Regions from separate parts of the Mus musculus genome. Here all the other regions are linked to region 1. The links are chromatin loops, found by intact Hi-C in ENCODE. Cell type or tissue: heart. All regions are shown on one strand. Links, peaks and the distances in the headings refer to the core of each region. The heading gives the core; the rest is flanking DNA.

Region 1 (9,957 bases), core at 878-8,877:
TCAATGTGGTTTTCTCCAAAGTTCTGAGTTCCGATTAGCACAAGGGAGGGCTGTTTCAACAGTACACACAGATCCTCCTAGGGAAAATAAGCAACATTCAACAGCTTATTTTATTATTTTAATTTAAGTTACATTTACTTATTTATCTATTCATTTGTTTGTATGTGTGTGTGTGTGTGTGTGTGTGTATGTGTGGACACACATGCCATTAGCATCTCTATGGGTGTGACAGGACAACTTGCAAGAGTGGACAGGTCCTTTCCTTCTACCAAATGGGATCTGGGACTCCAACTCTGATCATCCGTCTTAGTAGTAAGTCCCCTTACCTGCTGTGCACCATCTTGCTGACCATAGAAAAGTTCATATTTTAAAACATAAATCTTTAAAACTTGTGTGCTAGGCTTTCATGTAGAAAAGTATAAAACCCGACTAGAAGATATTTTCAAACACTTATCTACGTGGAGCTGCTCATGGCTCCTCTTTGGACAATAGTGAAACTGGATTTTATTAGATCTGTCGGCTGTATTCTAAGCTGTAGATGGGCAGGCAAGACTGTGGGTGGTGGAGATAATACTGAGTCCTAGCGGAAAGGACCGAGAAAGGGGACTCACCTGCCCGTGAGTATGAAGGAGCTGAGAATTAAGACTAAGATTTTAACAGAAAGAAAGGGAGATGGAGCCACAAAGAAAGGCCAGGAGTTTACCACACATGTCTGTGGATAGTGTACTCCACTGAGACCCTTATCCACACTTGTCTGTGGATACTGCACTTATTCATACGCATAATGAACTTGTATGTCCATAATCACATAAGGATCAGCAACAGATAGATTGAGAACGTAAAGAGAAATTTAAAAAGAGAATTTTTAGCCGGGCAGTGATGGTGCCTGCCTTTAATCCCAGCACTTGGGAGGCAGAGGGAGGAGGATTTCTGAGTTCGAGGCCAGCCTGGTCTACAGAATGAGTTCCAGGACAGCCAGGGCTATACAGAGAAACCCTGTCTTGGAGAGAGAGAGAGAGAGGGAGAGAGAGAGAGAGAGAGAGAGAGAGAGAGAGAGAGAGAGACTAAAAGGAACTCAGGAAAAGATAACTCAATTTTAAAAATGGGTTAAGAAAACCCCACAAAACATGACAAGGAATTTTCATAAGAGGAAATCTATACAGTGAGTAACCTTTTAAAAACAGTGTGATTTGGTAGACCCACGTAGGAGATCAGGTCGGGACTATGCAATAAGGTTGAACCGGCCTCACAGACGATGGCCTAGCACGTAGATTCATTCTGTCTTCACATGCCAGTCAAAGGCTCTTTACCCAGGAGCACCGCAGCACACACAGGTATACTCTCAGCAATATTGCTTGTGATGGGGAAGATAAACATCCCAGTGTTCATGAACAGGGTTAAGTGTGTTCTAGTTCACATGATAATGTCAATAAAGCAGCAAAGACGCTTAGAAAATACCAGCCCCTGATCCGGGAAGTGTTTGGAGAGAATGGCTGGTGAAGGGAGGGAGGGTAGGGAGAGGGGGAGCACATTCCTAAGATACACATTGTTGAAGGTACATCGACGTTGTATGCTACCTCTGAGGCCTAGACCTTGTGCTGGAACCTGGAGAGAAACTAGGCTGAAGAGCATGTTGGGCTCTGCATCCTGTGGAGTTAGGAGCCCCCCACATGCACTGAGGCTTGGGGCGATGTGCCCAGTGGCTCTAGATCCCACATCTAGACAGGATAAACAGGGAAGCGGTTACTGTGTGGTCCTGGGAAAGCCAAGGAGGCAGAGAAAAAAAATCTTTGTCATGAAACTATCCTTCCTTGAGTAAATTTCTCTCGCAGCTGCAGAGGGGCTTTAGTTGTTAAAGTGCTTGTCTGTCCTGTAAGTGTGAGGAGTTGAGTTTGGATCTCCTGAAAGGACGAAGAGAAAGCCCAGTCACAGTGGCTTGTGCTTGCAATCCAGTAGGAGAGAGATGAGGGACAGAGAGACCGGCGGATCCTTGGAAGCTCTCTGGCGGACACACAGTAATACAAAGAAATTTCACTGCACTATGTTGTAGAGGAGGCTGCTGGAGATGAGGAAGACGATTGTAGATGAATAAAGTTAGCAGATAAAATGAGCAGACAAGGTGGCTGGCTAGCAGTAGCAAGCAAAGAGCAGACTGCAGACTTAAAGCCAGAGGCGGCTATTGCTGTTGGCTCACTGCCTCCCAAGCCAGCTTCTCCATCAATTTCTGGATCAGATTTCGTCCCCATTCCTCGTTATCCATAGCATCTCCACTTGCAGATGTGGCACTTGGCCCTCAGTGCACTGAGATTCTGTTGTATTTCCACAAAGCGCCACAATAAACATCTACTTTTGTTACTAAGTTACTCTTCCTTGGGGAAAAAAAATCAAATTTCTGATATAATGTCACCCTGTTAGTTCATAGAAAAGTCAGGGTGTAGACACCAGAACAAGTGCCTGTGTAGAAGGCGTGAATGGCTTTCCACTTCTGCCTATGGGAAGTGCTTGTTGCAATGTTATCCTTTAAACAAGATTAGTGTGTTTTGTGTAATTGTAGATGAGAATTGCGTATAGGGGAATTTTTTAATCCTCATTTAACACAAGTGAAAACATGTCTGTTAAAAGCTTGAATCTCTGGCGTATCATTTACATGGGATGGGTACAGGTCACAAGCCCCCTGCTTCTGAGGGTCCCCCACTTGCTTCCACAGTTCTCCCAGCTGGTCTGTTCCAGCCTGGCTCTGCCTGCTCACTGCAGGTGTACAGAAGTGAGCCGCTCTTTATGGGCTGTGGAGAGGCCCAAGTGCTCTGACTAACGAGTTGCACCAGAAGGGAGTTTCCTCAGATCACTAATCTAACCAAATAACTCACTTAATCTTTTTCTACATAGGACTTAGTTGTTGAATAAAATTAGCCAAACAGCATTCTTGCCATTGTTTAAGAAATCCGGTACCTCCGATTCATCCCCTAAGAGTCTGAGGGCTTTTGAGGCTTAATCAGCATGACTCTAACCCTGAATGTAATTCCGACTAAAGTTGGAATCTTAATGGTGTTATGACTGCCGATCAGTAGTCACCTGCTCTCTTTTTATCATTACTTCCCTGGTGGGGATTATAAGTAAAATGCTGCCATTGCAAGCAGACATTAGCCTTCCCACTAAAAAGGAAATGTGGTCTCCTGAGCCCCCTACGTCATCAGATCTGCCCCTCAGATTCCCCGTCACCAGCAGCTGGTGTCAATCACAGACTTAGTTCAGAGTCACAAGTCAGGCAAAGCCTCCAGGGCTTGTGGGAAATAGCTACAGCATCAGCATTCACACTAGTCCCCATATCTTCCACGGTCTCTAGAGTCCCTAGGCCTCAGGTTCAAATCCTGGTTTCCACATGCTGATTGCAGGACCTCAGGAAGATCACTGAATTCTGGGTTCATAAAAAGAGGCTAATAATAGGGTCCTTGTGACGGTGTTAGGACCTTCATTTTTTTTTCCCCAAGTGTTTTTGAATTTTTGTTTTTCAACAAGTTGTTAATCTAGAAGATTGGACGTTTTTAGAGAGGTGCCACTTAAACTTTGCCTGTGTTCCTCTCCTAGGCCGATCGTGTCTGAGAGAAATGAACTTCTTATTCAGTTCTTATCAGACTTAAGTTTAACAGCGGATGGTTTTATTGGTCACTACAAATTCAGGCCGAAAAAGTTTCCCACAACCACCACCACGCCCGTCACCACCACACTCCCCGTAACTACAGGTAAGTTCTCGTGTTTGGAAGTTGGCACAAACACCTTGGAATTCTAGAATTCTTTTGAGGTAGACAAAATAAGAAGATACTGGAAGCAGAAGTAAGCAGGTGAGAACTTGTGTGAGGTGGTAGTGAGATTTCGAGGATAAGTGAAAAGCAGGTAAGGATGCTTGCCAGCCAGTGGTCTGTATTAGCCACAGAAGAAAACAATGGCCGCTTAAGAATTACCATTGAAAACCCGATGTTCCTTCACTGGTACATAGCAAAAGCGTTCGCTTGTTTGTTTGTTTTTAATTTAATGTAATAATTGGCACATGTTTGTGGTGCACAGTGTTTGATTCATGTATACAATGTGCAGTAGTGAAACCAGAGTAGTTAGTGTTTCTGTCTCTTTAAATTTTGCCATTTGTTTGCACCAGGAGGCTTTGAGCTCACCTCTTCTAGTTCTTAGAATACAGCATCCAGGGCTGGGGAGGTTCAGCAGGAAAGGGGGCTTGCTATGCACAGGTGGCAGCAACCTGAGCTTGATCCCCGCAGTCCACAGAAAGGTAGGAGAAGAGGGCTGATTCTGCAGAGCCTGTACTCTGACCTCTGCACACACACCGCTCCATAATAAAAAATAAAATAAAATAAACGTACTACTTTATATGTAATACAGTAAGCAAGCAGTCACGGCACAGTGCTGTTGGATTCTAGAGTGTTCCTCCTGTATAACTGTGATTTGAAGACTGGTATCCTGGTCGCCTTTTTCCCCATCTCCCTTTTATCTTCTGTTTGTTTGTTTGCTTGTTTGTTTCGAATTAGGGTTTCTCTGTATAGCCCTGGCTGTCCTGGAACTCACTCTGTAGACCAGGCTGACCTCGAACTCAGAAATCTGCCTGCCTCTGCCTCCCAAGTACTGGGATTAAAGGCGTGCGCCACCACTGCCCAGCCCCCTATCTTCTTATAGTGTTCATTTTATTACATAAAATTATATTTTAGGTTAATGTTCTAGGGCCTTGATACCTGCCAATTTTTAACAACTGCCAGGTTTAAGATTTTGCTTTGTTTTTGTATCTCAGAAAATGTCATATAATACATATGTGTGTGTGTGTGTGTGTGTGTGTGTGTGTGTGTGTGTACATATATATTTCAATGGAGTAAATCAAGAAAAAGCATTCACTAATTGCAGAAGCTGGAGATAGTTGTGGGCCATGGTCTAAGAGTTGGTGAAGGCGCTGGGGCCTGGTATTGATCTCTATGTCCCACCTGCTCCATCCTCTGGCGATTCAGGACTCAGACTAGAAACCCTAAGTCAGGGAGAGGATAAAGTGGCAGCTCATGGCATAAGCTTGCTTGCCTACTATTTTCTCATCTCCCCCAACCCCCTGCAGCAGGCTTGCCCTGAACAAAGATATGCCCCACGAGTTCTGGTTCTCATCCATGCCCCCTTGTGGCCTGTCTGTGCACTGCCTTGTGTCCTACTGTCCAGTGTCCCCAGCCCAGCACAGTGGACCAAACGTTCTTACAGTGAACTATTGGACAGATCCATGGTGCTAGTGGCTTTCTGGCTTTAGCTCCAATTTGGACTTTCTCTAAAACTACAAATGTGGATTGCAACTACCTCCCAAATGTTTCATGACACCCAAACAGAACCATGTCACGCTCAGCTCTCCTCTGTGACACTCTAGTGCCTCAAGCCTGCTTTCTACTTGTTTACCCAAGCACATCCCTGACATCAATAGACCTTCTCATAGTCATCTTTGCCTCCCTTTATCCTACCTCACCACTTGCATCTCCCACGCCAGCATAGGCTGCATCATTCTTCCATTAATCTCTAGGTGTGTGATCCAACATGGCAGCCCTGGGGAGTGCTTGGGATATAGCTAGGCATGCAGGAACTAACGTGACTGCCGATTACCGTACCTGAACGTCCAGAAGACCACATTGTACACAGCACATAAAACCTTCAACAAGTATCCCCTTCAGCCTCCATAGCTTCGTCTTCAAGCTTCGCCTGTCTCCGTGTGACCCGAATGCTTTGACTTTTTAGAACTGAGCTTCACAGGGAGAAGCTGTCGAGGGTTTTCAGTAAAGATCCAAAATGAGATTTGTTGACTTGCAACCTGGACCCCATGAGATGAATGGATTAGAAGGATCAAGGCAATGAGCATGCTCTGTGGTTGTTTGGCTGGACTATGCCTTGACATAAATACATAGTCCAGAGATGAGTGGAGGACAGTGACAGACCCTGGTGGTTAACTGGACAGTATCTCCCAGCTCCCTGGCTTGCACAACGTGGGGGGAAGAAGTTACTGCTCGCTGAAGCAGTAGGAGCCATGTGTAAAGCTTGAGTGAGGTGTCTATAAGACAAGTCATGCAGGCAGACGGCTGGACTTCTAGGCCAGAGAGGGAAGTTTATGCAGAGTTAAAGGTCATGGACATGCAATGGGGCTTCCAGGGCTGGAGAGATGGCTCAGCAGTTTAGACACTTGCTCTTCCAGAGGACCTGCCTTGATTCCCGGAAGCCATGGGACGCTCCAGTGATAGAGTGAGATAGCCATTGGATTAAATAAATGATCCTGAAAGAAGGGAGGTTCTTCTGGTGTGGTGGTTTGAATAGGAATGGCCCCTTTAGACTCATGGGTTTGAATGTGTCGCCCACAGGGAGTGGCACTATTAGGAGGTGTATAGCCTTGTTGGAGGAAATGTGTCACTGTAGGAACAAGCTTTGAGGTCTCCTATGCTCAAGCCCCACCCAGTGTGGAACACAGTCCCCTTCTGCTGCCTGTGGATCAAGGTGTAGAGCTCTCATTTCCTTCTCCAGCACCATGTCTGCCTGGATGCTGCCATGCTTCTCATGATGATAATGGACTAAATCCCTGAAACTGTAATTGAGCCCCAATGAAATGTTTTCTTTTATAAGAGTTGCCTTGGTCATGGTGTCTCTTCACGGCAATGGACACCCTAAATAAGACATCTGGATATCGGGATATCTAAATTTGCCATTTAAGAGAAGGCAACACATGGTCCCACATGAGGACATCTGAGCCTGGGTTTGAGTGGCAGATGCAACAGAGGATTGTCCCTAGTGAGTATGAAACTGGGTCATCCATGAAGATGGTGGACCCTTGGAGTTGTTGCAAGAATACATAAGAGAAAGACTGAGCCAAGGGCTGTTTGTTAGTGCAGAAACTGAGACAAAGACCACAAAATGAGCTAGGTGGAATGGTGTGGTCTCTGACTTAAAAACCAGAGGGCAGAGATATATTGGAAGGCAGGAAGCATCAATTCAGGGCACCCACACACTCCCAGATAAACATCCCAAGGCTGAAAAGCTAGTTTCCCACAATCTGTTTGGAAACTACTTCACTGTCTATTGCCATGACAAAACATTGACTAAAAATTCAACTTGAAGTAGAAAGGTTTATTTCATCTTACATTTCCAGTAGCAGTCCATCCCTTAGGGAAGTCATGGGCTTGCAATGGGGGAGGAGCTCAAGATAGGAAGCTGGGGACAGCAGCTGAGGCAGAGACCATGGAAGAGCGCTGCTCACTGGCTTCATACCCACAGTGCCCTGGGCCCTCCTACATGAGTTAATAATCAAGAAAAATGGAGAAATGGCTCAGGGGCTCAGAGATGGTTAGCATACTGGCTGCTCTTCCAGAGGACCTAGGTTAGATTCTCAGCATAAACATGGCGGCTTACAACTGTTTGGAACTCCAGTTCTAGGGGATCCAATCCCCTCTTCCAGCCTCTCTGGGCACCAGGCATACATGTGGTACACAGACATATATGTAGGCAAAACATTCATACACTTAAAACAAGATGCCTCCACAGACGCCTCCAGTCAGTCCGATGAAAGCATTTTATCAATTAAGAGTCTCTTTTCCTGGCTGTCTCTTGCTTGTGGCACAGCTTGACAGCTGACAAAGGACTACCCAGTACCATAAAGATATAGCTTCATCCTTCTACAATGCTTCTGAAGTCTTCAAAAAAAAATGTTTAAGACAAAGAGGGGAAGAAAAAGCACAAGAAACACAGAGAGACACAGAGAGACACACACTTTCATAAATCTCATTAAAAAAAACAAACCAAATCTGTAAGGTTTAAAAACAACCCCCTGACAACGTTAGGAGACAAAGACCCTGCAAGCCGCCATTGAGTTCCTTTTATGTCAGCCATCTACTGCTGGCTTGTGACCCACCCTTAGGAATGGTTTGTTTCCCCAGTGAGACTCCTTTAGAGAAAACTAATTTCTGTGTTTTAGGGCAGGAGGCTTTACAGCTCCAGTAAAAAACTGAACAGCTGCCCCATGCAGTCGTCTAAAATCTGAGCAGAGGTGTTTCAGGCCGTGTTGGCTGGTGGGAGGGCTGTGTGACAGTCTGTGTTCAGAACCCCAAGGCTACAGTTCACAGTGCAGCACAGGCAAGCACTGCCGAACACACCTCAGATCTAGATATCTTATGTGTTTGAAACTGAATTAATTTTCTAGCCATTGTGCATCCAGGAAACCCTTCAGCACTGCCAAGCCTTTTGTGGCAGCTCACATTCAGTTACAGGGCCCCACCTGAGCTGCAAGGGACTCTTAGCTAGGGTTTGTGTTGCTGTGATAAAATATCATCACCAAAATGCTACTTGGGGAGGAAAGAATTTATTTCTTCATATGTAGTCCATCCCCCAGGGAAGTCAGGGCTGGAGCTGGTGCGAAGACCATGGAGGGGTGCCGCTTACAGGCTTGCTCCTCTAAGCTTGCTCAGCCTGCTTTCTTAAACAGCCCAGGATTGTGAGCCCAGAGATGACACCATCCACAGTGCATGGTCATCCACCAAGAAGATGTCCTACAAACTTGCCTGCATGTCAGTCTTACGGAGGCATTTTCTCAGTGAAGATCGCCTCTTCCAAGATAGGGTTCAGTTTGTGTCCTGTTGTCAAAGGCCAACCAGCACAGACAGCTAAAGCTGTGAATTAGATGCCATTGGTGCCTCCCTAGTCGGGGCCGCTTGAACGCTTCCTATGCTCATCATATGTTACCTACAGAACAAAGTTACCGCCAATTGAGAATAACTGTGGGTCTAATTATACTTTTAACTGTGTCTCTGAGTGGATGGGACTGATAACTGTTTACTTCTTGAGATCCTAAGGAGAGCCAATGCCGGGTTCAAAATAAACAGCTTAGTGACGCCTCGAATCAAACCTAACACTTTACACGTGAGCAGCACTCCTAAGTCCCTGTGCTATTGACAACTAGAGAGCTGTGTATTTTAAGCACACCAAGAAAGCTCCTCTTTCCCTCACGAGAACACCAACTGATTCCTCTTGTGAAGAATTAGCCTGCGCTCTGTCACTTCAGATTTGTTGGGCAGCTTTTCTGTGTTTTTTCCCCCCTAAGCTGGGCACTCAGGTCAATTCTGTTATAATGTAAAGCATACATGCATACATATACATACATACATACATATACACACATACACACACACACACACATACACACACACACACACACACACATACACACACACACACACACACATACACACACACACACACACACACACACACACACACACACATATAAAGCAGTGGTTCTCAATCTTTTCCTCGGGTCATGTAGGACCATCAGAAACATCAGATATGTACATTACAATTCCCAACAGTAGCAAAATTACAGTCATGAAGTAGCAACAAGAATAATTTTATGGTTGGCGTTCATCCCAACGTGAGGAGCTGTATCAAAGGGTCACGGCACTGGGAAGGTCGAGACCCACTGCTCTAAAAGAAGCGAATGAGACTATATTTGGATTATCTTTGATCTCAGGTTTAACAGTCTGTAGAGAGGCCTGGGTTCCGTGAGGAAGAACAGTAGTTGGTAGCATGGAGAATGTCTCTTGCATGGTTCATAATTATTTCACTGCAATGGTAAGCTTGGTGGCTCGGGGAAATAAATGCTGATCTCAACTGGCTAGATTCTGACGTAAACACCAATTATATTTAAATTCATTTTCCTCAATCTCATGACTCCCTTCTCTGAATTTCTTCGTCGAATTAGGTCTAAAGCCCACTGTGGCCCTGTGTCAGCAGAAGTGTAGACGGATGGGGACTCTGGAGAGCAATTACTGTTCAAGCAACTTCGGTAAGAAACAGAAACCAGGCTTCTCTCTCTAATGAGAAACATGAGACGGTGTGCTTAATTTCACAGGCACTCCCATGACTTAGCAACACAGTTCATTTACCCACGGAAGCATA
Region 2 (9,957 bases), core at 949-8,948, 50 kb before region 1:
GTTGATTATGCTGCTCAGTGCAGATCTCTTGAGTAGCAGGCGCAAGGCTTTGGGTTCAACCTCCCGCATCAGAATAATAATAACAATAATAACCCCAGAGGCTAAATGAACAGAAAAAAAAAGCTTGCTCTAACAAAGACATTTTGAAAGGCTGTATTATTAGTGTCAAAACTCAACTATCATATTATCCCTACAAGAACATAAAGACTTCCCACTTTCATAAGCTCTGAAGAGTTAAAAATACTATGGGAATAGTAAGAATGTTTCACTATCATGAACTTAGGTTGTACAGTGATAGTTTTCCAGGTCCCCTTGCTTCCTCATATTATAACACGTATAAATCTGGAGATCAATGAGGGACAGTTGGTGCCAGAGCACACCTGAGCTCCTCCAGGCGCGCTTAAAACAGCGAGAGGGAGAGTCCAGGAACGCACACTCCTGAGCCCATCCAAAGCCCTGGTAGGCTTGGTTTCCTGGCACTTTTCAAGATGACCAGAGGAAGTCGTGTCTCCTGGTTTGCTTCCTCTTGCTGTGATAAGCACCATGATAGAAATAAGTTTAGAATCAGGAAGGGTCTATTTGATGTTCATTTCCAGTTACCAGTCCAGGCAGGACCCTGGAGGCAGAGGCTGCAGCAGAGGCCAAGGAGGATCACTGTTTACCAGTTGGTCCCCATAGCTTCTGCTCAGCGGCCTTCTCATATTGTCCCACACAGGGTAATGCTGCTCATGGTGGGCTGGGCCTGCTCACATCAATCACCCATAAAGACAGTCCAGCATTCCAGAGGCTGAGGCAGGAGGACTGTTGTAACTTATAGTCAACCTGAGTACATAGTGAACTCTAGGTTAACCTAGGTTAAAAATTGAGCTGGCAAGATGGCTCAGTGGTTAAGAGCGCCAACTGCTCTTCCGAAGGTCCTGAGTTCAAATCCCAGCAACCACATGGTGGCTCATAACCACCTGTAATGAGGTCTGCCGCCCTCTTCTGGTGTGTCTGAAGTCAGCTACAGTGTACTTACATATAATAAATAAATCTTTAAAAAAAATTAAACCTTGTCTCAAGTTAAAAGAAAAAAAGATAATCAGGAGGCACTCATACCATTCTTGGAGTTAATTGTGTGGGAAAAGCCTCTTATTTTCTTAAAGCAGGCTCCACATACTTATGGCAGATATTGAAACATTCTGGTGGGCTTTATCTTAAAATATGAAACTAAGGATTAGAATATTAAATTTGGTTTGCATTTTCACAAAATGTCTGTTATATTTCAGACCAGCGCTAATTCTCATCACGCACAAGGACAGGATCAGTTTGAACTTTTTTGGTGTGTGTGTGTGTGTGTGTGTGTGTGTGTGTGTGTGTGTGTGTGTGTTATGTTGTTTATATGTACATGCACACTTCCATGTATGGCCAGATGTTGACACCAGGATGTCTTCCTCAATAACACGCTGCCTACTTTTTTGAGGCAGAGTCTCTCTCTCTCCCTCACTGAACCTGGAGTTCCCGGTCTCAGAATGGCTGGCTAGGGAGCCCCCTGGATCTACCTGACTTCCCTTCTGTCCTCGCAGCTTTTACGTGGGTGGTGGGGATTTGAACTCAGATTCTCCCTTGACTCCTTAGTCGTCTTCCCAGCCCCAGCATAAACTTTTAAAACACAACTTTCCTGATGAAACCGCATTTTACACGACAAGTCTTCTCTTTGCTTTGTGACTCTCACTGCTGCTGTCTGTATCTGGAGCGGTCCCCAAGGGCCTGAGTGCCGAGACCCTCAGCCCACTGTGCTATTGTCAAAGGGAGGGGTCCTGTGGGTGGTAACTGAGGGTCTACCCCTCTCTAAGCAGGTAGATGGATCCTGGTCCCTTCTTGGCTCTTGTTCTCTTTCCTCCCTCTGTAAGGCCAACAGTTTGGCTCCCCTCAGGCTCCTGCTGTGATATTCTGCCTCTGGCTGGAAGCAACCCTGCCAGCCAGTCACAGATTGAACAAAATGGTAAGATTTTTACCTTCTTTTCTCTTTGTAACTTGATTGTTGCAGGTGTGTGTGTGTGTGTGTGTGTGTGTGTGTGTGTGTGTGTGTGTGTATGTTCATGGGGTGTAAAAAAAAGTCAAGAGACTCACTTTTGAAAAAGCACCATAGGGGTCTATCTGTCTCACAGGTTTCTGTTAATAGATAATACTTTGGTATTGAAAAGCATTCCCTTGAGCTTGCAGTGTGGCTCCGAGGTAAAGCTCACGTTTAGCATGTCTTGGGACCCTGAGTCCAATCCAAAGGGAGAGAAGGGAGACAAAAGTCATCGTAGTTTGGAGACTTTTCATCAGCCACCTCCTTTGGCTTCTTTCAGTTGTTCTTGAAGTAGCCTAAGTTCAGTCGCCGTATAAAGCTCCCCACCGTCTCCTTTTGGTCAATATCTTTTAATGCTGGATCTTTTATGGGCTAATGCTGTCTCGTGAGTGATTGTGTTGAATTTACGGTGCATTCTAAGATGTCTACAAGGTTGGTAAATGAACCAGAGATGAAGCAACAGACACAATGGCCCACTTGATGCCAATACCCTACAGAGCCCATGCTACGCTTGCAAGTGGTCAGTTCACGGGTGATTTTGTTCATGTTCCCATGACTCTTTGCACAGCCAGGCAAGGGTAACTCATCCTTTGAGAAGGAGGACTCCTGGCCCCTCCACTCCGCTATCCTTCAGATGACCTACCCACAAGACTGTTGTCTCTCAGCAGCTCCCTTTAGCTACTACTGCCTGCTGTCCTGTAGCTTCTTACCCCAACTCTGCTTCATAAAACACCAGAAACCGATCTCACGCATGTGACGTGTACACACTCCTTCAGAGGTCCCTTGAGTCTATCTCAAATTTAACACATTAAACATCTCAGGACATTTACGGTTTATAATTTTGGTCAGAACTGTAGTTCCAGGTCAAATATGTGTTTTTAAAGAGCAAACAACATGGTTCTTAATAAACTTTTAAAATCACATGGTAAGATCAATGTCTTTCTTATGAGTGTCAGCAACAACAGACTGACCCATGTTAGAACCTTTTACTTTCCAGTGAGGAAACAAACACAGGCATTGATCTGTAAATTAAGAAAAGAAAACACTGCTGCATAATTACACTCAAGCAGTTTTCTATTTATTCATGGTTAATACTGTTTTATATTTTAAAATCCTACAGGGGAAGTATTTTCAGGCATGAAAACTCCAGAGTATTACTAGGCAAAAAAAAAAAAAAAAAAAAAAAAAAAAAAAGAGCAATGTTTTCACCATATAACTCCAAACTGTGACTTTGTAATAAACTAACTACAAACTCTTGAGTTTTCTGATAGCTCATTCTGGAAATGTGTATAAACTAAACAACTTATTTTCTTCTTGGCTCTTCTAAAGACATTTTTACTTAGTTGTGGGTGTAAGTTTCAGAATATAATATCTGCTGCCAAGTCTGTAATTCCTTTTACAAAACTGTCGTACAGGGTGTGGTACATTTAGGGATTTTTTTTTTAAAGTTGTAATTCCTGGTAAGGTTCTTGCCCCCCACCAACTTTAAAAAATGAAAACAAAACAGAACAGAAAACCCAATGCTGGGACTAGGGAGGGCATAGAGAGATGGTGCAGCGCCCACGAGATGGGTCACAACTGTCTGGAACTCCAGTTCCAGGGGGATTTATCACCCTCTTCTGGTCTTTGTGTACACTGAACACACACACACACACACACACACACACACACACACACACACACACACACACACGCACGCACACACACAGAGTGCATAGATATATACATGTAGGCAAAACACCTATTAAAACTTGTTTTAAATGCTAAGGCAATCTAAACTCTGAAGAGGACTCTGGTTCCTAGACAGGTCCTTGGGTTTTCCAGTTTTGTTTTGTTTGTTTGTTTGTTTGTTTGTTTGTTTGCTTGTTTCTGAAACAGGGTTTCTCTGTGTAGCCTTTGCTGTCCTGGAACTCACTCTGTAGACCAGCCTGGCTTTTAACTCAAAGACCTGCCTGCCTTTGCCTTCCAAGTACTGGGATTAAAGGCGTGCACCACCACCGACTGGTAGGTTTTCCGACTTTTAGGTTATTGCCTGTAGTCATTGTTATTTGCTTGCCGGAGTGTTAAGTTCTTAAGATTACAAGTTCATTATTAGAAATTAAATCTTTAAAATATTTGTGTGTGTGCCCAAAAAAGCCAGATGAGGGTAATAAGTCCCAGGGAGTTGACTGATATGGGGTGCTGGAAATGAACTTGGGTCCTCTGAAAGAACCACAGGCAAGTCCTCTTATTCTCTGCGCTATCGGGCCCTGGAGTTAGGGTATTGACAAGTCTTGCCTTGCCTTGTTTTTGTTTCTTTGTTTGTTTTCTTTTATCTTTTTCTTCTTCTTATAAAGGTGAATGTAATGCAAAAGGCGCGTCGTTAATGAAACCCTCAAGTTAAGTTGTAGCTCCCATGAGTCTCGAGTACATTCTGCTCTTGGTGGTCTTTTAGGACTCTCTGGTGACGTTAAAAAAAAAAGTATGAAATTTTTCTGAAGTTAAATAAAGCCTCGATGCTAGAACCGTTCTCGGGGATATAGTTTATAAATCTTAACTCATCAATAACGTTTCCTTTTCCGGCGTTCGGAAAACTTCAAAAAAAACAGAGGTGCCTGCAGAGAAACACCGTTTTCACAACCTAACGTGGGTGGTGAGATGAGAGGATCTGACATTTAACAACAATTCACTCACAAATCGCTTGCTTGCAAATGCATGTTGAAATCTGCCCACAAAATCATCTCTCTAGCCATTGTTACACTCCGGTGCACACAGGCTCAAGCGCGAGTGTATTTAAAGCGAGAGTTAAGGGCTGGAAGTCCACTATGGAAGGATCTCTTTACTTGCCCCTTGGGACTGCTATTCCAAGAACACAAAGGAGGAGCCGGGTTCCCCAGCAGTTTTACTTGAGAGCAGCTGGGGGCAACCCCCCACCCCGGAAAACCAAGGCTGGTCCTGGGTACCGCTGGCGGGGCTCCCTTCCCCCCTGCGGCCGCCCAGGGGACAGGCTGTGGCCCCTCCCGCTGGAGAACAAACGGGACATTCAGCCGCCGCCCGCGGCTGCCAGGGCGCGTCCCCTGGGGAAATTAGGCGTGGAGTCCGCCCGGATCGCCTTCAAAAACCGCCCTCCTGCCGGCCGCGGCGCACTCTGTACCTGGCTGCGGGCGCCCGGCGGGATGCTGCAGTGAGCTGCCGGCCATGGGGGGCGCGAGCGCCTGCATCCCGCTCTGCCTGCTTCTGGCCACCGCGCGGATGGCCCGGCCGCAGACGCCAGAGAGGTAACGTCCCCCGCCCTCCCTTCCCCGCGCCCGGGAACCCGCACAGCGCCACCGCGGACTGCGGTGCTCCCCCCCCCGAGCGCTGGCCCTACGGCTCCCGGGCCACCACGTGGCGCGGCTCGCCCTCCCTTGCCTTGCCTCCCAGCGGTTTGGGCGCCGGCGCTTTAGCGCTTGAATATGCTTGAATATGCGCCCTCCTCCGCCCCGCGCTTTTCCTCCCAGCTTGGCCAATCTAAGACTAACCTGGGGAGCCGGTCTTTAAGTGACTCCTCACTAACAGCCTAGTGCCTGGCCAGAGGCACCTACAGGATGGCTAACTCCCGCATCACCTCCAACCGCGGCTGCCTCCCCTTTTCCCGGGGCGCGCTGAGACACCCAAGTTTTCCAGAAAGGGGAAAAAACAAGGCCTGTCTCTAAATCTGGAGACAAACTTAATCTTTACCATGTCTTTTAAACCATGCAGCTCTGCCAGAGTGACTCTCAATACCTCTCCCACTCTCTCCCGTTAACTCATTCAATTTTTATATAACTTTTTGAGTGGGATATTTTACTATAGCTGCACGTATATGGTCTGTCTTAATGATGAATTTGGGCGAGTGCGTTATCGGGCTATAATTTAAATATTCTAAGAGATGGCAAGCATTCAGATCTTTTCTCTGGTGAAAGATTTTATTAAACAACATTCACTCGTTTATATCAGCACGTATGCCTTTTTGGAATTAACATTAGATTGTTAGGCTGCAGATCAATGTAAACGTTCTCTCTCTTATTTTCACAGACCTGTTTTCACATGTGGCGGCATTCTTACCGGAGAGTCTGGATTTATTGGCAGTGAAGGTTTTCCTGGAATGTACCCTCCGAATAGCAAATGTACTTGGAAAATCACAGTAAGCATTTATTTTAAAGGTGTTCTTCTGGACGTGGCTACTGGAAACAGTACACACGGATGCCATTTGCGTCTGGTGTCAGGATTTGGGTTAGTGGCAGATTCCAGAAAACGTGAAATGCTGGATTTACTTCACCTATCTGGGAGGTTTATTAAGAGACCTGGGGGATGTCCTGCAATAGCGATTAGAGAGGGCTCAAGATGATGGTTGAAGGAAGAAACCCTTCAAGCACGAGTTTCTGACAAAGTTTCTGACAACTCGTGCCTGACTCGATTGAGTCATTTTGAATTCCTGATTAAGGCTGTTTCTAGTTAGAGGTCTGGTGTAAACACCATTGAAAGTTAGATACTGTTCATGCCCACACAACTCCCTGTGGGAAATAAACGATCAAAGCAGTTTTGACTACTTCATACTCCGGAGAAAAAGAACAACAGTTACCACCATTGCTGCCAGTTGCTCTCCCTTCTTAGGAACCACCACTAAAGGCCATCTAAGAATGGAGGATGCTAGTGATGAGGGCTTAATAAAATTCCCATGGTGCTCACTGTGGGCTGTATTAGCCGCAGTCAAGGCAGGAAACCAGATACAGACATAATTAATGAAATAAAAGTCGCCTGAATCACACTTTCTGGTCACTGCTGCTGTAAATTTTGTTGCTATCTTCATTTTCTTGTTCCTGGGAAGTTATTTGGTAACCAAAAGTATTCATTTAGTCAGTTATGATTCATTGCATGTATGTGTTTTCTGTGGCTGTGGACTGAACCCAGAGCCCCATGCATGCTAGATAAGTGCTCTATCACTGAGCTACATACCCAGCCCCAGATCACATTTGAAGGACTATGTGCCAGACACTTAACCATGCCAGGTGATTAGCAAGCATTTCAGCGAACCTGCAGAATCACTTTGACCATTATATCCTCTACTTTTTGTAGGAAAGCTGAGGTCAAGCAAATTAGTCAGAGACATTGGTTTGATAAGCCCAACTTTACCTGTAGTGAAGACCTGAGTTTGGCAGGCGGATTTGAGAGAAGGACCCCTCTATAATATAAAACGTTGCTTTTTTGTGTGCCTTGATGCCCTCTTGTAAAATTCTAGTGAATGGATATAGATTTCATTCTATCATTATAGCACATGGAGCTAGGGGAGACTACGTTCCAGAAACAGCTTTGAAACACTGATGCTAATAAATGTGACATAAGGCTGGGGAACAAATGTAAAGAGACTTGGTTTCTTATTATAATTGTGGTTTAATTGTGACTCAGTTGCAAGGTCAAAAAGAGTCATCGTGTGCCTAGCAAGTCAAACACCATGGTTGGTTGTGTATTGGAGGACTTAGCAGTCACGTTGCTGTGGCATCAGACGAGGGAGGGGTGTGTCCACTGGGAGGGGCTTCTGGACTAGAGAGAGCTTTGCCTCAGAGGAAATGCAGTTGCCAAAAAGAAAAAGAAAAAGAAAAAAAAAAAGAAAACAAGATCCAAAAAACAGGCATAGGGGTGTGGTGGTGGAGTGAGTGTGGAGTGTTAAGTGGTAGGGTGGGGAACGTGTTTAATTGCCTTAATAACTCAAGGAGGCTGGGACAGAAGGAACAAAGACCATTGTCTGGACAGGAAGTTAAAGCCGAGGATCGTAATGGAGCTGAAGCCAACCAAAAGCCTGAGTAGAGAGTCCTGGACTCGAAGAGGTTGGGAGGGCAAAGATGAAGAAATATGTCATCTCTTACCTTCTGGTGTTTCATAGGCAGGCATGCATGCAGTTAGGATGCTGTGGCTCCAGCTGAGAGGCCCACTGCCCTTTGTGGCTCCTGTCCTGGGCAGGGATGTCCTCTTGGGTGACTACCCAAGGCAGTCCAGAGAGACTTTCTCAAAGCCAGTTGTATTATACAGGGTTCCCAGAAGGAATGAAACCAATAATGTGTGTGTGTGTGTGTGTGTGTGTGTGTGTGTGTGTGTGTGTGTGTTTTAAAGTCAACTAAGCCAGATACCTTAGCAGTCTCAATCTGGTACTGAAAACCTGGATGCTCCCTGGAGCTCAGCTGATGTACAACTGAAGTACATTTCCAGCCTCTAGTCTAGGATATTAAATTTTAATAGCAACTTCTTGTATGACAGGGCTGTTCAGCACATTGTCTTCTCTGATTATTTAAATTAACCAACTTTCATTTCCTAATCGTATAGCCACCTTTTAAGTGCTTAATGGCTCTCTCTCTCTCTCTCTCTCTCTCTCTCTCTGTGTGTGTGTGTGTGTGTGTGTGTGTGTGTGTGTGTGTCTGTGTGTCTGTGTGTGTGTCTGTGTCCTATGCACAGTTCCAGAGAATTCTAGGGATTAGTTTTACCCGTGTAAAGACATTGCAGATGGAAATGCTCCTGACTACTTAGTTGTACTCCTGCCCTGTCAATGGGGAAGCTGATACTAGGCCACCACAGCTGATGACTTGATTAAGTTAAGTCGCCCTTATCATTCTGTCAACTTGTGGTGGCCTTAGTTGACTAGGTCTTAGTAATTAATTTGGCTGAGCACGTTCTTAAAAAATGCATGGCTAGACATTAAATCAGAGGATTTGAGAGTTAGGAAACAGTTCAGTATTAGGTAATCCATGAGGAGACTGTGTGCTTCTTAACTTCCTGTAGAGTTAACTTCTACAGGAAGTTAGCCACACAGATGTCTGCATTAAATGACATAGTCCTTATGTCTATGGTAAGGGACAAGAATTGAGTATGATTCTAACAACTAAGGTCCTTTGAAAAGTGGAAATTAATCTTCCAAGCTGATTTGACATAGTGAGACTGGGGTGTAGTCAACCTCTTCCGTCCATATTGAAGCATGAGAGCGGTGCACCAAGCCCTGGCAGCAAAACTTGAAACTCCAGACCTTGGCACGCTACCACCACACTTGGTAACAGTACTCTTTTGAGACAACATGCAGGGGATGATGGGAGGCATCTGAGATCCTCAAAGGGAGTAGTAGTGTAGCAGTAAACCTGTCGGCAGGGTCTCGGCCAGTGTGGTGAGCTCAGTGCTTCACTAGGACATAGGCCAGAAACCTTTCCAGCATCCTCCTAGTCAAGCCAAGATGAGGTTAGAAGTGTTGTGAGCTGGAGGAGATGAGTCTGAGGTGTGAGCCTGGCTCTGAGTGGCCTCTGAGATAAAGCCCACCCAACTCTCTGCAGTTCTAGCTGCCCAGCAGCCCCGACATCCACATCACCAGCCCATTATTAGCTTCAGGATAACTTCAGCGCAAACCTGGACCCACTGATGCAATAGTTCTTGAGATTTTCAGCTTACTTGTTCATTTTATAATTCCCATGGTGGAATTAAAGATAGAACCTGATGATTACTAGAAACAATTTCTCTCTTTTCTAGAAAAGTCGGCTGTAAAAGTGGCCCCCTCAGAGTTTGACTTGAGGAATAATTGGTGTGGGTGGCCAGGAAGAACAGCTGAGGCTTTGCTTACAGAAACTATAAATTACAGGAAACTTGAAGCCCAGAGCCTATTGGGAAATCTAGAAGGTACATAGGAATAGCGTTTAAAATTAGTTGCTGAACTTAAAATCCAGCAGAGAATTGGAATGCAGAAAGGAGGTGATGCTACAGAGATAACAATGGGTTTGTAATTGATATATACACATACATATACATATAAAGTTTGAAGGGTATTGAAATCAGCCAGTAACTGAGGTTTTAAATTAATTTCAGCACGAATCTGAGTTGGGAATAAAACCAAGCAGTTTACCTATGTTTCTTCTGCATAGAGACCCTCA
Region 3 (9,957 bases), core at 799-8,798, 74 kb before region 1:
GTATACTTAATTGCATATAGGCAGGAAGTATGTCAGGGCACATGCTTGCTTCTGAATGCACAAAGGCAGGGAGTATGTAGCCTTGTGAGTTTTGTCCTTAAGGGCTCTGACTAAAGTAACTCAGGCCATTTTCTGAGCATGAGCCTCGTATCCATGGTCCTGGCCATTAGTAAACCCTTTTATTTATTAATATTTATTAATCTGGTGAATCTCTAAACAACGTCAGACCCAAAGCAGCCTACCAAGACAAAACTATTTCTTCTTGGTCAAAAGAATGGAATCCGAGTTCTACCTCTGGCCCTGGGTGGAAACATAACCTTCTAAACTACCCAAAATAGTATTTTCTTTGTTTCATTTCTATTACTGTGATAAAACACTCTGACAAAAAGTAGCCTTGGGAGAAAAAGTTTATTTTAGCTCAGAGTTCTAAGTTACAGTGTAACTTCCTTCCTTGTGAAGTCTGTGGTGGCGGGAAAGCGAAGCAGCTGGCCGCATCCACACAGTCAGGGGCAGAGAGAAATGAATACATGATCATGGGCAACCACCTTGTTTCCTCTCTTTACAGTTCAGGATACTCTATCTAAGGAACGGTACCACCCATGGTTAAACTGGGTCTTCTCACAGCAACAAAACAAAGGCTCTCCTCCACAGACACACCCACAGGCCAACCTAATCTAGACTAGCCCTCACTGAGAGTCTCTATCACATTATTGTGTAGATAATGAAAACTAGCCATCACATACACGGTGGTCTCTTCTGTTGAAGAATTAATCCACATCGGCCTGCCATTCACCTGCCAAGAATCTACCCCTCCAGGAAAGCAGGTCCACCCAAGGACAGCCTAAGAAAGGGAGAACTAAATACCCCTTAATAACGTACTTTACTTAAGAGAAAGCTCTCCTTTGGTACAGCTGCTTACAATGCTTCTATCAGGCAACATGGCAGAGTTTGTCTGCATTTCTGAATCCCAACTCCAAGAACCATAACTTTTTATCTTCTGTCTCTTTATCTCTTTTTTTGTTCTACTACCAACCAAAGACTAAGCATGTTTCCCTAATACACTGGGGATCCCCATGAATTCCCTGAAACTACTTCCCCACCTTCCAGTATACCTTGCTTGTCCATGTTGGAGACCATACCGTGAGAAAGTAAGCCTTTCACAGTTTCCCACCCTAACAAGCCAAATGGCCTTGTGTTAGGAGCCGGGTCACCTCCTCCTCCCTATCCCTTCCTGACACCTAAGACCCTAAAATTTTGAATTATAGTCCCCTCTTCCTTATCTCTTCCTGACTCCCAAGACTTATAAGGACCTGAGTTATGTGCTGAGCCCAGCTTGACACCCCGGGCTGTTGAGGAGGAATCTACATTCCTGGGATAAGACTCAGAGTGCCTCCTGCCTGCAGTCAGAATTCATCCTTCTTATCCCCAGATGCCTGCTTCTTTGTTCTTGGTTAATTCCCCCTCAGCCCCTCCCTATTTCCCCCCACTGTGTGCTTATTACCTGGCTTTTCAGCCTAATAAACTTAGACCTTGACAGGAATCCTCCTTGGTCTCTCTCTTCTTTCCCGCCCATTTCTCTTGCAGGTTTGCAGTTCCCCTCGTACCCACAAATAACTGGGTCCTGTTGGACAGGACATGTCCACATTCATTGTAAAAGTCATAGCTTCCTCCTCCTCCTCTTCCTCCTCTTCTTTGTTTTTTAAAGCAATTTTGAAAAGAAACTTCGGCTTACAAGCTGTTATAGTGTCAAAAACCAGGTGCTAACACCAAGATGTTGCAAGGCAAAAACTTTACTTTTATGGCCAGGCCAGAGTTATAATCTCCTCAAGTATAGGAGAATGGAAGCAGCCCAGACCAGAAACAGAAAGACCTTTTTATGGCAAACAAGCAAGTTATTAAAAAAAGAAGAAGAAAAAACCCTAGAATTTTGCAGTGATTTTTATGATCATAGAAAAGGTATGTGTTATGAATTTATGGTCAGACATGTTATGGGTTTATAGTAAGACGGTCAACATACCATGAAACATTTTATGGACAGTCAAGTCTCAAAACAATGAGGACAATTTACAATGTGTAGTTCACTAGATTATTGAGGAAAACAAAACAACAACAACAACAACTCTTAGTTAAGGGCATGATCAAAATCTAACATTGTTGAACCAAAAAGAAAATTGGAGTCAGCTGCCCCTGAGCAAACTTACTGTCTAAGGTGACTGTCTATCACTGAAGGAAGCCATGGCAGGAACTCAATCAGAGACCACTGAAGAACTGCTTACTGGCTTGCCCAGCTGCCTTTCTCTTACAGCCTAGGCCCACCTGCCTAGAGAGGGTACCACCCAGCGTGAGCTGGTTCCCCTTCCATCAACCAGCAGTCAAGAAAATGCCCCACAGACATGGCCACATGCCCATCTTATGGCGGCAACCCCTCAACTGACATTTCCTCATCCCAGTTATGTCAAGTTGACAAGGGAGAGTGACAGTTCTACTCTTTCATATCCTAGCTGCTGATCATTACTGGGGACAGACTTATCTCCACAGATATGGGGGTAGTATCTCAGGTAAGGTATTTCCCTTGAACATCACATCCAATGGAAGATAATCCCACCCACTTGCATTTTTAATCTGAGTGGCGATTTGAAACGGAAGTCAAAGCCATTCATACAAGCAAACCCTCTGTTGGCTGATAGCCTTCTATTTCAGGCACCGCTTCAAGGCTTTTTGCTATGTAATATATGCAAAATGATGCATGCATACATTTATCAAGTACTTCTGCTAAATTTCCCTTTTATGGTGGAGATGACAAGAGATGCACACCAACAAACAGTAACATTTTGAAATCTAGATAAGCTTTCTGTTAGGTTTCAGAGAAGCTCTAGACAAAGGGCTAACTGAGATACCTATTAAGATATCAAAGCAGCGATGGCCAGCTCTTCAGCATCCCTCAGTACCAGTGGCTCCGCCCAGCACTTCTCACCCCACCCCCTGCCCTAAACCTCTCCATCCCCCGAGCTTCACTTCCCTTCCCCCAGCTGTTCTTCCCTATGTAACCTCAGCCATTTTGGTTCCTGATTCCACTCTTGGCCTCTTGGTTCTTTTGGTTCCCATGTGCTCTCTCCGTTCCCTCTCTCTTGTCTTCCTCTCTCTCCCCACCCCTTCTTCTCTCTGGGTGAGGTTCAGTCTGAGCCATTCCAGACCCTCTCTCCCCACCCCCTCTTCTCTCTGGGTGGGGTTCAGTCTGAAGCATTCCGGATGCGTCTGGCTCTGCTCACCTTCACCTCTTCAACAGGAACTTTCTCCTCTACCATACCCAGGAGTGGCCGCTTCTCATTTTCATTCCCTTGCTATTTATAATAAAAGCAGCAATGTTACAAAGCATTAAGATGATTGTAACTGATACCTGACACCGGTAAGATAACTTTTAGCAGAGCACTCAGAGAGAAGAACCATCTCTCTCCTGGTGTTCTCTTCTTTCAAGACCAGATTTTTCAATCCAGGTTTGGTAGTGCCAGCTTTTGGAATCCCAGCACTCTGGAGGCAGAGGCATGCTGATTTCTGATTTCAGGTCTAGCCTGGACTCCACAAGTTCCAGGCCAATCAAGGCTACTTAGTAACACCTTGCCTAAAACACAAAGCAAACAACCACAAAACAGAACACAGTGAGAAACAAAACTGGGCTTTTCAAGGTTCTTATCCCATTGATTTAAACTAAAGGAGAAAAAACTCTTGGGGTTGGAGAGACAGCTTGGTGGTTAAGAGAATTGGCTACTCTTCTAGAAAACCTGAGTTTGAGGCCCAGCTGAAGAGCTCTGGTAGCCCTAAGCTTGGCAAACAAACTCTTGCAGGTCTTGCCCTCTCCCACTGGACATATCTGTGCTTTGTTGAGGCTCATTAGGGCAAAGCTCGTTCCACCAGGACAAAAGAATAGGATGTAAGTTCTACTTCACGCCCTGGCTTCTACCTGGGTTCTAACCCGGAATGTTACTTACTCTTCTCTCTACCTTTTAAAAGTTAGTTCAGGCTGCACGAGGTGTTTGCATGCCTTTAATCCTGGCAAAGGTAGACTGATCTCTGTGTGTTCCAGGCCAGCCTGGTTTACACAGTGAATGGCAGGACAATCAGGGCTACATATTGACACTCATCTTTAAAAAAAAAAAAAAAAAAAGGAAAAGAAAAGAAAAAGGAGTTAATTTTGCTAGGCCTGTCATGTTATGGAGAATGGAGGATTAGCTCTCCTCTTAATGAGATAATGCATCTTTCTTTCCCAGAAGCCGCTCCCTTGAGGAAGCCACTCACACGCCTTCTGTCGGGCAGCACTGCAGAGCCTCAGCTCTGCCAGCTGCCTGCTTTTCTTATTGTAACTTTTCCTTTCTCTTTATTTCTTTGTTGTCTTTCTCTCTTTCCTTCCTTCCTCCCTCCCTCCCTCCCTCCCTCCCTCCCTCCCTCCCTCCCTCCCTTCCTTCCTTCCTTCCTTCCTTTCTTTTTTCACTAACCAAAGCCAGGGCATGCTTTCCCTGACGCTCTGGGTCTCCACACTTATTCTATGAAGCTCCATTCCCCCGCCCCAGGCCCCGCCCACTTATGCCACTTTACTGATTACCAATCTCCATCACAAAAGACACAGCTTCCGGATCACCTAGCCAAGTGTCCAGTTGTCTTAAGCAGGACGCTGTATTGCAACTACTGGCTTCTTTCTGCTTTTGTTTCTGATAGCTCCGTGGTATAGATTTTTACCTAGCATTTCTGAGACCCTGGCTTCAACTACTACACAGCTAAAACTACATAAACAAGGTTCTCAATAATCGTCATTCAGAGGATTGTGAAATATGCACTGGAGGAAGCTGTCAGCTTGGTGAAAAGATCATCTAATCCTGTCATTTTTCTGTCTTTAAAATGTAGTGAGTAAGCAGTATTGTTTGGTGTCAGACCCCAGGACAAGGGACTGAGGCACATATTTTACATACCAAAACAGACCTGGTCTCCAGGTTCTCCCAGCATCCCTCAGTCCCTACCTGGCATACCCCGCCCACAATTTTCCCTCTCTTCTATCCTTCTCTCTCTCTCTCTCTCTCTCTCTCTCTCTGTGTGTGTGTGTGTGTGTGTGTGTGTGTGTGTGTGTGTGTGTGTTCCTTCTTGCTTTCTCTCTTCCCCCTTCCTTTTCCCTTCCCATTGTGGCTTCTCTGACCTTGGTCCTTGAGGCCAGTAAATCCACCCAAGAGCAGCAGCTTCCCAATAAACCTCTGTGTGTGTGTGTGTGTGTGTGTGTGTGTGTGTGTGTGTGTATAAAATCTGGCTTGAATTTGCTCATTTCATTGGTGGAGAAATGACTTACCAAATATAAAGCATAAGGTCCTCCAAGAAAAAAATCAATTAGTGAAGAAGCAAGATGTTGGAATGATAGAGAGAAGCATGAAACTGAGGAGAATATTTGAACATTTGCTTCTCTTGGCATGCATTGGACATTAACTATTTAGTAAATTATTAATGTTCAACTCATTGGCATCATTTCAAGCATCAATTTTTTAATATATATAAAGTAATTATATATGTGATTATTTTGCCCCTAGGAACATTCTTTTTGGCAACACAAAAGTTAAGTGGCTTTGGTTCTTGAAACTTGTGAAAAGGACTCTTTCTGTGTGTACTTGATTTTGTTTTTCCTAGCAGAGAATCACAAGAATAGCCCCATGTCACCGCCCACAGTGAGACTCTGCCCTCATTCCTTGGTAATGACCTGGGACTTGGACGGTGTCCTCTGTTTTTGCAAACATGGCTTTTTCCACTTGTCTACCGACATTACTATTTCTTGACAATGATTATTTAACAGCTCACTTGTTTTTCTTTTAGACACCATTTCCAATTAGACATTCATGACAATACAAACTGAATTTTCTGCTACAGTGCTGGATGAGATTTTTTTCACAGAAAATCCCATCTGTATGGCACTATAAGGGAGTTCGAATTCCGGGAATATTCACACCAAAGTTTTAAAAATGCAGTAATAGTCCCTGCTTTGGTCAGCTTCTCAGCAATGCCGGCCGGCGTGCCTTTTCCCCAGTCGGTTACCTTGTGGGAGGAGCACCTTGAAGACGAACAGTCCTTCCCTCTCCGTGGGTCTGGATTCAGACCCAGGACAAATGGCTGAGGTGCATCTTTTACGGCCCCAGGTTCTCCCAGCATCCCTCAGTCCCTACCTATTACAGGGGCTGCCTGGCGTACCCTACCTTCTGCCTTGAACTTCCAAGTCTAGGGACTGGGCTTTCCTCCTCTAGAAGCTCTTCGATTTTTGCTCCTCCTCTTCTTCCTCCTCCTCCTTTCTCTCTCTCTCTCTCTCTCTCTCTCTCTCTCTCTCTCTCTCTCTCTCTCTGAATGCTTTCTCTCTTTCTCTTTCCCCTCCCAAGGCGTCTTCACTGCCCTGCTCCTGTGTGGTCAGTGAACTTGACTGAGAGATGCTTCCCAATAAAACTGGCTTTATATACTCTAATCCGGCCTGACCTGGCTCATTTTGTCAACAGAGAATAACTTACTGGTGCCCTGATTTCCCTTTTGGCTCCACTCCCTCCTTCTCTCTACCTGTCTTCTATCAAAAAGTATTCTGTGAAACTATTTTGAAAATACAAGTGAAACTAAAATATTCCTACTTTGAATTCTTTTTTTGTTTGGTTGGTTTTTTTGTTTTGTTTTGTTTTGGTTTTGTTTCTCTGCTTTTTGTTTTATTTGTTTCCTGTCAGAAGTCTGGGTCAGGGGTGTAAATTCATTTCCATGAAGATAATGCTGTAAATGTTGGCATTCCTTCTATGCTCCGCCCAACCGTTACCTAGCAACAGCCAGGTAGGCCTGGCTTACTATAAAAGTGACTATTTGGCCTCTCCCCCTCTATCTCTGACTCTGTCCCCTTTCTCCCTCGGACCCCCTTCTCCTTCTCTCCCCTTTCCTCTCCTCCCTCTCTCTCTCTCCACTTATTCTTGGCCTCTCTCTCTTTCCTCTCTCCTCTCTTCCTCTGTCTCTACTCCCTTCTCAACTCCTCTTCCCATGCCCCCCAAATAAACTCTCTTCTATACTAGACCCATCCTGTGATTGGTACCTCGGGGTGGGGGGGTGCCTTAGCATGGACCCACTGAGGTACCCCCTCCTACTGCACCATAGTGAGCTCTATAAAACATATCCTTGGTTTTACAAAACACATCAATATCCCTTTATAACTTATTTAGGACTTATCCCTTTTTACTTGATGAAAAATTCAGAAGTTGGCTCAGATAGTTTTCTCAAATAGATCTCCGAGAAGAACCTAGCCCTCGGAGACATTGTCACAGCACTGCGGCTGTGGCTTTACCCACAGTTCCAGAGTTCCGGGTGGTGGGTAGAACTTACGATGGGGCTGGATGGGTGAGGCCAGTGGAATGAGAAGGTGGGAGCACTTTCTGGGACCAAGTATACCTGGATGTAAACACCCAAGAGGTACCTACAAATTCTGTGACCTTGGGGAAATCCTGAACCAGTGTGAAGCTCCGTTTCTCCCTTATGTAATGGACCCATCAGGGTCCAATCAGGAGACAGAACGCAGACCGGTAATCTGAGCAGTGAAAATTAAGTACTTCAAAATTTGCCAACTAGGTATAAGGCTAACGCAGTAACGGAACCAGTTAAAAAGGACACGGAAGAGTAGTAGCGGTGGAAACTACAGGAAGCAATTGTTGCCCACCCCACCTCCAAGTGGGGAGATGGGGTAGGGAATTGGAAGAGTAACCTAGGGCCTCTGAGGATGGGAGTAACAGTACCCTGGTACCGGGGAGGTGCAATGAGGGGGGAATGTCCAGCTAGATTCAGAAGCTGCTCCAGCAAGGGGTGGAAGAAACATGGCCGAGGTGACGTTCATGGGAACGGGCTGATCTGAGCCCACGGGGAAGAGCAGAGCCCTTTTCCCACCTCCAGCCCTCACACTCTTCCAGTCTCCTCATCACCAGGGTCCCCAGGGAACAGCTGATCAAACAGAAACGTGCCCTGCAAAGCCCCAGCCCCAGCAGAGCCCAGTGCTTTTAGACTGAATGGCAAAAGCCTAGTCATTGGCACAGATACCATTTATGAGGCTACTCCAGGCTGAGTGCTCTATATGCACGTATTATATAATTAATTGTCTAATCAGCTTAACGAAGAGTCCCCATTTTACAGACGAATTGGCAAGGGTGGCAGGTGTGTCCAACTTTCTACCTCCTCTGAGGTAAATAGCAAGACATTCCCTGGGTGTTTTCTCTGTAAGTAGACAGCTCTTCCCGTAGCATACTCATCCCTGCTCCCTGCTATGGTCAATATTTGCAGAGCTTGGTGGGTAATGGAGGGACGCAAAAGGAGTGGAGGAGTCTCGAGAGGTTACAGAAGGGCTGAGGGGATAAAGCTGGCCAATTAGTGGCTCACAAGTATACATAACAGGGCCTCAGCAACAGACAGGGTGGGGGTGTCAGGAATGACAGAGACAGACAGACAGACAGACAGACACACACACACACACACACACAGAGGGAGAGAGAGAGAGGAGAGAGAGAGAGCGAGAGAGCGAGAGAGCGAGAGAGCGAGAGAGAGAGTTTCTCCAAGGGTATTCACTTTGCAGGAAGGAGAGACTGAAGTAATAATTGGGAGGCCATTGAATATGATCCTGGTGCTGCTCCTAAAATCTTCCCATAGGGAACAAACATCACTTCACATTTTTGGTTACTGTGAGAGCTAACGTTATGTTTTAACTTTTAATTACTGTGCCTAGGAGACCCATAAAATATAAATGTCCACTAGCCCAAGGACAGATACTTCCTGAAAGGCAGGAGGCTATTCTTATGTAAGACAACAAGCCACAGGTTTTTGCTTTCCCAAACAAGTTTTTTGACCCAATTTCACCCGATGTGCTTGATCACATGTAGGCAGGAGGGATGCAGACAGGAAGTGTCAGGATGTACGCTTGCCCCTGATTGGACCTTGTGGGAAATATGTAGCCCTATGGGTCTGTCTTTATAAGCCTCTGCAAAATGAGACTGGTGCCCAACGATCCTGGACGGTGTCCATCGCCTTGGCCAGTATTTAATGCTTACTTAAAATTTGGTTAAAAAAATTGTGTGGTAGTGGCCTTATTCTAGACCTGTAGAATTAATATTATCACTGTGACCTAGACAGGTGCAGGTACTGGGAGCTGGGGCAAGAGAGTCATCCTCCAGGCTCAGGGAGAGCCAGGACCCGCTGCAGCCTCAGTGACAGCAGCTAGGGTGTGAGGTGGCCACTCCTTGAGTATTCAGCTCTCTACAAGGCTAACACAAGCTTTTATGACAGCACAGTCTGGAGCAAGCAACCAGCTGCTAAGTTGCTTCCAACAGTTTCAGAGGAAGATCCAAGCTGTGGAGGTCATAGTTGAAGTGAGAGCCACCAATATTGGGCCAAGAGCACATTCTCTCAAGGCCTAGAGTCAAGTTCCCTAGGAGACAGTCTCCTAAATGGAGTATATGCATAGTGTCTATGAGGAGTCTGGACAGCAAAGACACCTGTGAGGGTTGGAGGGCAGCTGGACAAGATGGAGGAGAGGCAGAACTGCTGTCCTGACACACTTCAGCTGAGCAACCCTCAGATGGAACTCAGTCGTCTTCAATTGGGATTGATCTTTTCATTCTTGCACAGGCGAGTCTTGGGTGCAATCCCTGGGGAGGGATTGGAACCTTCTTCTAGTGGAGAGACCTAGAGAAAAGCCAGCTGGGAATCTTAGCAGCCAGTACATCCAGAGGCTGGAGCGTAGTGCCGTGGTCCTGGACAGAGACCACACAATATCCACAGCATCATTCACCAATTCAAAACATCGTTGAGTTTGCAAGGGTCTGAAAATCGCTGAAGGAAGACCCCAGACTCAGATAGTATGCAAAGACAACGAGTGTTCATTCTGCAGAAACAACCATCATGGAAGGGTCAACCAATTTTTGAAATGGTGAC

Evidence for each region. Hi-C counts contacts between places; a loop is a spot of excess contacts. Peaks named below come from ENCODE experiments on the same cell type or tissue, not always from the same donor. Only the 100,000 strongest peaks of a DNase experiment are listed, where the experiment ranks them.
Region 2: it touches region 1 in a loop (2.3-fold over the local background); 2 of 42 quality-filtered maps call a loop at or near these places.
Region 3: a loop joins it to region 1, with 2.1 times the contacts of the local background. A loop is called at or near these places in 9 of 42 quality-filtered maps.

The regions. Positions count from the first base shown.
Region 1 is chr9:95,683,101-95,693,057 of GRCm38, forward strand. Pcolce2 (procollagen C-endopeptidase enhancer 2) reads left to right here. Exons shown (of 9, transcript NM_029620.2): 6 at 3,586-3,740; 7 at 9,761-9,844. Among named protein-coding and RNA genes, the nearest start is that of Gm39407, 19 kb to the right of the region's middle. In heart, for the core only: a CTCF peak has its summit at 5,162 (motif pointing left); no DNase peak of the experiment used is centred there.
Region 2 is chr9:95,632,561-95,642,517 of GRCm38, forward strand. It overlaps Pcolce2 (procollagen C-endopeptidase enhancer 2), which reads left to right and starts at 5,068. Exons shown (of 9, transcript NM_029620.2): 1 at 5,068-5,313; 2 at 6,092-6,200. The coding sequence starts at 5,234. In heart, for the core only: a CTCF peak has its summit at 5,192; DNase peaks (open chromatin) are centred at 5,231 and 7,571; H3K4me3 peaks cover 1,623 bases; H3K27ac peaks cover 1,038 bases; H3K27me3 peaks cover 3,471 bases.
Region 3 is chr9:95,609,337-95,619,293 of GRCm38, forward strand. No RefSeq gene overlaps it. Among named protein-coding and RNA genes, the nearest start is that of Gm25582, 10 kb to the right of the region's middle. In heart, for the core only: no CTCF peak of the experiment used is centred there; a DNase peak (open chromatin) is centred at 5,715.